2 separate regions of the Homo sapiens genome follow, and region 2 is linked to region 1. A link is a loop called in an ENCODE intact Hi-C map of the cell type or tissue named here. Cell type or tissue: HCT116. All regions are shown on one strand. Links, peaks and the distances in the headings refer to the core of each region. The heading gives the core; the rest is flanking DNA.

Region 1 (2,787 bases), core at 3-2,502:
AAGAGATGCTGCCTCTAGGGCCCGTAATGTGGCCAAGAGCTGGCGGCGCTTGGAGCCCTGGAGGAAAACAGGGGATGACAGTGGGCCTAAAGAGAATGGATGAGGCCTGGAGAACAAGAAGGGAGAGATGTGGACCTGATTCAGACTGGCAGAAGCATCTGAATTCTTCCCAGTCAAGCCTGCCAGAACCCAGAAGAACTTTTATGTCACCACCCCAACTTCTGGGAAGCTGGAGAGCAGAGAAACCACCTATCCCACTTTCTTCAATGTGTAAATGAGCTAATGGAGGTTTCCCCAAAGGAAAATGCAAAGGCCACAAGCAACAAGACCAAGGCCAGAGACCAGGAATTCCAACCCTTCACCTTGAGCTTTTGCCTAGAGCTGATACATTTCTGTAAGAGGTAAGGAGGCTTCTGAACACAGGAGACACATGATCACACACGTATATTAAATATTTAACATGTCTCTAGCTGCAGTGTAGAAAACAAACTGAAGGGGAGAAATTGCAGACAGAGAGGCCAGCGGCTTGGACAATGGTAATGGGGCTAGGGGATGAAAAAGGAGGAAACAAAGCAGGCCGATTCCATGTTGGAGGCAGACTGAAGGGTAAGAAAAGCCTGAGGAAGCAGGGCCCTCACATCTGCAGAGGCTCAAAGGAGAAGATGTATTGTCGGGAAGGCTGATTCTGTGTTGCAGTCCTACCAGGTAATCCTAGGCCAGGCACTTACCCTGATTCTAAGTTTCCCACACCCTCCTTTGAACAATGATACTGACAACTCTTACTGTCTCCAATCCATCCTCCACACTGTAACCGACGACCCTTTCAAAATACAAATCTGAAGAAATAATTCCATTGCTTAAAACCTTTCATTGGCTTCTATTCTCAATATACGCAAAACTTCTACCTCTTGAACTTGAACAGCATATATGCCCCTTTCATTTACTATGTATTTCAACCACAAGGACCACTTGTGTTTGTGACTCTGACAGAACATGCTCTCTTGTCCCAGGGCCCTTGTACGTACTTTTTCCTGTCTGAAGAACCCTCTTCGCTTCACCAACTTCTACTCAACAACTCTCTCTGACCCAACGTCAGTTTCTTTTGGAAGTTCTCGGATCTTCAGATCAGGACTCGCCCTTAACGGTGCCACAGGTGTCCCTCCCCGCAATACACACAGCGCTGGGATCCACCAATGTCCGCTTCGCGGCCTGAAACAGCTCCCATTGCTCCCGCGAGTCACTCACCTTGTTTTGCGAGGAGGCCGCAGGCGGAGGTCGTGAGATTACGGGCCCAAGGCCCGCGGCTACTGGGGCCGCCTCGGCCCACTCAGGCTCTTCGAACATGAGGGTCGGGAGGGCAGGGTCGCCGAGTCCCCGCTCTTCTCCACGTGCACAGCGCTCCTCTGGAAGTCGGAGCGCTCAGACCTGCCAGAACCGACCCGGAAACCAAAGCGTGACAGCCAGGGGTTGCTAGAGCGGCCGGCGCGGCGCAGCGAACCATCGAGTTTAGCCAGGCGCGGCTAGAAGGGCAGGGAGGCGGTGGGAGGGGAGGGACGGAGGCCCGCGCTGCCCAAGAGCGCCACGGGCGGGGCGGGGCCGGCGGCGGGCTGCGGGCGCGGCCGGACGGGAGTTCCCCGGAGAAGGATCCTGCAGCCCGAGTCCCGGTGAGTGCGAGAGGACCCGCGCCCCCTGTCACCCCTCACTTCTCCTGAGTCCCAAGTAAGGAACGGAGCCAACCCTGGGGAGGACCCCCGGTCCCCTCTCCCAGAGTATACGGAGCCTGAACCTCCCCACTTCCCCCAACTCTGTTCGCGGATAGGGTCTAGTTGCCTGCTCTCGGACATCCGTTCAGCAGACACTACCTCTTCGTCACCCCCTGCCCACCCTGACCCGCCTTTACCTCGCGTCTAGAGGACACAGCCAGGGATCATCCCGCAGCCCCGAACTCCTTCACAGACCCCCACTAGCCGGGGACGCAGCTCAGGCCCCCTACCCCCAACACAAACACTTCTCTCCTGTAGAGGATAAAGCTTGGGGTTCATCCTCCTTCCCTGGATCACTCCACAGTCCTCAGGCTTCCCCAATCCAGGGGACTCGGCGCCGGGACGCTGCTATGGACGACATTTTCACTCAGTGCCGGGAGGGCAACGCAGTCGCCGTTCGCCTGTGGCTGGACAACACGGAGAACGACCTCAACCAGGGGTGAGCTGAAACGGTTGGTGGATGAGAGGAAGGCTAGAGATCTCCTGGCTACGTGGAGTGGAGTGCTCATGTCTGGTGGTGGCGGCTGCCTTTGCTAGCCAGTGTAATGAGTGCTAAGCATAGCCTGTGGGGGGCAGAGGGTTTTCACAGAGGACGCAGTTTGAGCTGAATCTTGACTGCAGAATAAGAGTTTCACAGGCAGAGGCTACAGAGAGCTTTCCAGCCTCAGTAGACTGCATGGCCAAAGGCTAGGGGGCAAGGCACAGAGCAGAGAGAACAGGAAATTGTCTGGAGTTCCATATGGCTGGAGGATAGATGATCTCTGTGGGTCGGAGCATTGGGTACAAGAGGAAAAGAACAGGACATAAGACTGTAGAGGTCTCCAAGGATCAGCCAGATCATGCAAGCATATTTAGGCTATAAGAAGGTCTTTATTTTAAAAGCAAGGTTTTAAAGCTGTATAGTGACATAATGAGATTGTCCATTTTTCAGTATCGTCTTGGATGCTTTGTGAAGAGCAGGTGGAAAGGAGGCAATTGCCTAGTTCATCGTAGAAGTAATGATGTCTTGGACTAGAATTAGGGT
Region 2 (3,020 bases), core at 239-2,738, 72 kb before region 1:
ACAGTATGATTTCTACTCTGCTGTGACTGTTTCATGTTAGCAAGGGACACCCTAAAAGGTGGTCTTTCCCAAAGTTCTATGTGGAAAGTGGGGCTCAAGACCATTCTACTACCTATTTTCTCCTCAACCCATCTCAGGTTCCCTCCTCTTGCCACTTCTACCCCTGCTAATTGAACGCCCAATTGTTGCTATCCCTGGGTCTCTGAGAAATCTGGCTTATGACCTAGTCTTTTACCCTCTTTTCTTTCTTCCTTCCCATGGGAAGGATATCTCATGCTATTGTGTACTAGCTAGTGCCTCAGCCTAGGAGTTCGCCACAGAGAGGCTCACAGCGGGGTAGATTTGGAAGCCAGTGATTTGTTCTTTTAGGAAATATGGAGGTTGTTCTCTTTCCTCACCTAGCCTCAAGGATGGCAATAGCCAATAGTATCTACTTCCTGTGAAGACTAGATCCTGTTGGACCCGTGGCTTCCCAGGCCTGCTTTCTTTATGAAGGTTAGAAGCCACTGGGGCCTGGAAAGAGTTTGCTTGTATGCCCTGCTTGCTTCGCCTTCCCTGTCTTGGCTCTCAACAGATGAAAGCACATGTATCATTAGGTATCCAGTGGGCCACTAAAACTCCCTCCTCTTGTACAGGGGGTTCAGGCGGGCAAGGCAGGAACCGGGAGGACGTTTGATTGTTTTGTCTTCTCTCTGGCCGTGTTTTGGTCAGGCTTTACTTCACTGCTGCTGAGAAAGCTTATTGTTGTTCTAGTTTGTTAGCTTCCTGATCCTCAATCCAGGACCAACTAGTCTCTTTAAGAGGAGCAGGTGGAGAGAAATGAGCACTGGATTTAGAACCCTGTCTGTTTTTCACTTGCTTTGTAACTTCAGATTACTGTGTTTTAGTTTCTTTATTTGTAAGCTGGGCATGATAACACAGTCACTCACAGGGTTATAGTAAGGATGACTAAGATATTATTTGCAATACTCTTAGCATTGAGTGTGGCATGCAGTAGGTGCTTAATATTTTTTTCATTTCACCTTATCCCCTTGTATCTACTCTCATCCTTCTTGCTGATCTAATTTTATCTAACCCTCTGACTTAACTCTGTCGTTTCTCTTCTTCCTGAACTCCCTTGAACAACAAATGGCGTAATTATACACTCTGACGAATTAGCTTCACCAGAAACTTGGGGTCACCCTTTACTCCTCCCTCTCCTTGACCTTACTACATCCAACCTGTCTCCAAATCCTTGTCATTCTTCTGCCCCCTAAGTATCTCTTAAATCTGTTTTTATCCATCTCCAGCTTCTAATCCCAAGGAGTCCTGGTATTTTATCAATGCATTGCTCCTTTATACCATACGGTGTCACTGTTGAGCTCCCATCTGCCTTCATCTGCCTGTTGCTACTGGTCCAAAAGCAGCACCATAAACAAACAAACAAACAAACAAGCAAACAAATGTGGCAGCATTGCAATGGCCTAGTTACTGTTATGTTCCAAAGGGACAGTGTGAAAAAGGATGAGTTTAGATCTTCATGTTCTGTTTGATATAGGTTGTCCCTCAATAGGCTTCCTCTCAGCAGGTTTTCTTATTATCAGGTCTTAGTACCCAGTCATCTTGGTTACTTCCTCCAAGTCTCTGAAAGTGACATACCCAGTATGTCTCAATTATCTGTCCCCCAAACTCACTATTTTACTTACTAGTTGCAGAGATGCTAATAGAGGATCGGTCAGTTTACTTTGCACATAACATAAAAAATATTTTTAAATACTTTTTATAAACATATATTTTTATGTTTACATTTATATTTATAACATAAACATGTTTATATTTAAAATATAATGAAGTGGAGCCATGCTGCCTGAGTCTGAATCCTTGCTCTGCCACTGTGTGATGTTGATCAAGTGACATAACCTCTCTGAGCTTCAGTTTGCTTATCTGTAAAATAATAGTATTTACTTCAAAGGGAATTTGTGAGGATAAAATATAATTAAAGTACTTGAAATAGTGTCTGGTATGTAGAAAGCACTCTATACTCTATTTGGTGTACCATATTTCTATATTGTATTTTTCCTATTCTGTGCATATTTTAACATCTCTGAACTTTAAAGGTGTCTCATGATTGAAGATGTGTTAGAGTTTAGATGGCATCAGTTTTTTTTCTTTGTTAGTGGTATATAAAATAATGGTGCTTCTTACAACGGGATCTTAGATTTTATGAGGTATCATATGGGTGTTATCCCTGCCCTCTGAGATAATAAAGTTGTTCATACTGCCAAGGGCAGCTTCCAGGATTACTTTCTAGCCCCTTATCCACCTGAGACTTTCTTTACTTTAATCCTTAAAAACAAAAGGCAGATCATACTACCTTCTTGGTCCCCTTCTTCTAGAGCAAGGGCAGTAAGACTCCAAAACCAGAATACTTTTATGTCTGCTAGGATACTCTGCTATTCACAAACATGTCATTTCCATACTGTTGCACACACTGTTTCATCTTTTTGGAGAATTAATACTCAACACATCCAACTCCAGTGTTCCCTTCTCTGAAGGGGCCTTGCCCAGCCTTCTCAGGATACCCCCCGGCACCCCCACCTCTTAGCTATACTGGCTGAAGGCTCCAGGCACTCACAGTGGATTTATCACACTGATTTGTGATTGCTCATTTGTATGTCTGTCTCTGCCTCATATTGTGAGCTTTTCAGGGTGGGGAAACTTTCTGTCTCATTCATTTGCTCTCGTCTACCAGTATAGAGCACAGTCCCCAGTGCATAGCAGCTGACTGGACATTGAGCAGGGATTCAACAAGCATTAAATGAGATAATTCATGGTCTGACCTGCCATTCAGCCTACTCCCACTCTGGACCACAGCACTGTCCCCAGCACCCCTTCTTTTTTATGCGTCCCCTCACACCTTACTCTCCTGTCTCCAGAATCCAAGCTGAACAGCATAAGGAAGGACATTCTTGCACACGTGCAAAATGAGTGCTGGAACCTCAGTCAACAACTCATGACAGAGCTCACAGATTTCATGCATA

Evidence for each region. Peaks named below come from ENCODE experiments on the same cell type or tissue, not always from the same donor. Only the 100,000 strongest peaks of a DNase experiment are listed, where the experiment ranks them.
Region 2: a loop joins it to region 1, with 2.9 times the contacts of the local background. A loop is called at or near these places in 50 of 110 quality-filtered maps.

Annotation. Positions count from the first base shown.
Region 1 is chr11:6,602,159-6,604,945 of GRCh38, forward strand. RRP8 (ribosomal RNA processing 8) reads right to left here and starts at 1,458. Exons shown (of 7, transcript NM_015324.4): 1 at 1,246-1,458; 2 at 1-57. The coding sequence starts at 1,344. It overlaps ILK (integrin linked kinase), which reads left to right and starts at 1,616. Exons shown (of 13, transcript NM_004517.4): 1 at 1,616-1,664; 2 at 2,022-2,202. The coding sequence starts at 2,114. RefSeq lists enhancers at 691-1,232, 1,228-1,417, 2,008-2,247, 2,478-2,637 and a silencer at 1,488-1,697. In HCT116, for the core only: no CTCF peak of the experiment used is centred there; a DNase peak (open chromatin) is centred at 1,493; H3K4me3 peaks cover 2,500 bases; H3K27ac peaks cover 2,111 bases.
Region 2 is chr11:6,530,112-6,533,131 of GRCh38, forward strand. It overlaps DNHD1 (dynein heavy chain domain 1), which reads left to right. Exons shown (of 43, transcript NM_144666.3): 13 at 2,916-3,020. Among named protein-coding and RNA genes, the nearest start is that of DNHD1, 34 kb to the left of the region's middle. In HCT116, for the core only: a CTCF peak has its summit at 1,366; a DNase peak (open chromatin) is centred at 1,380.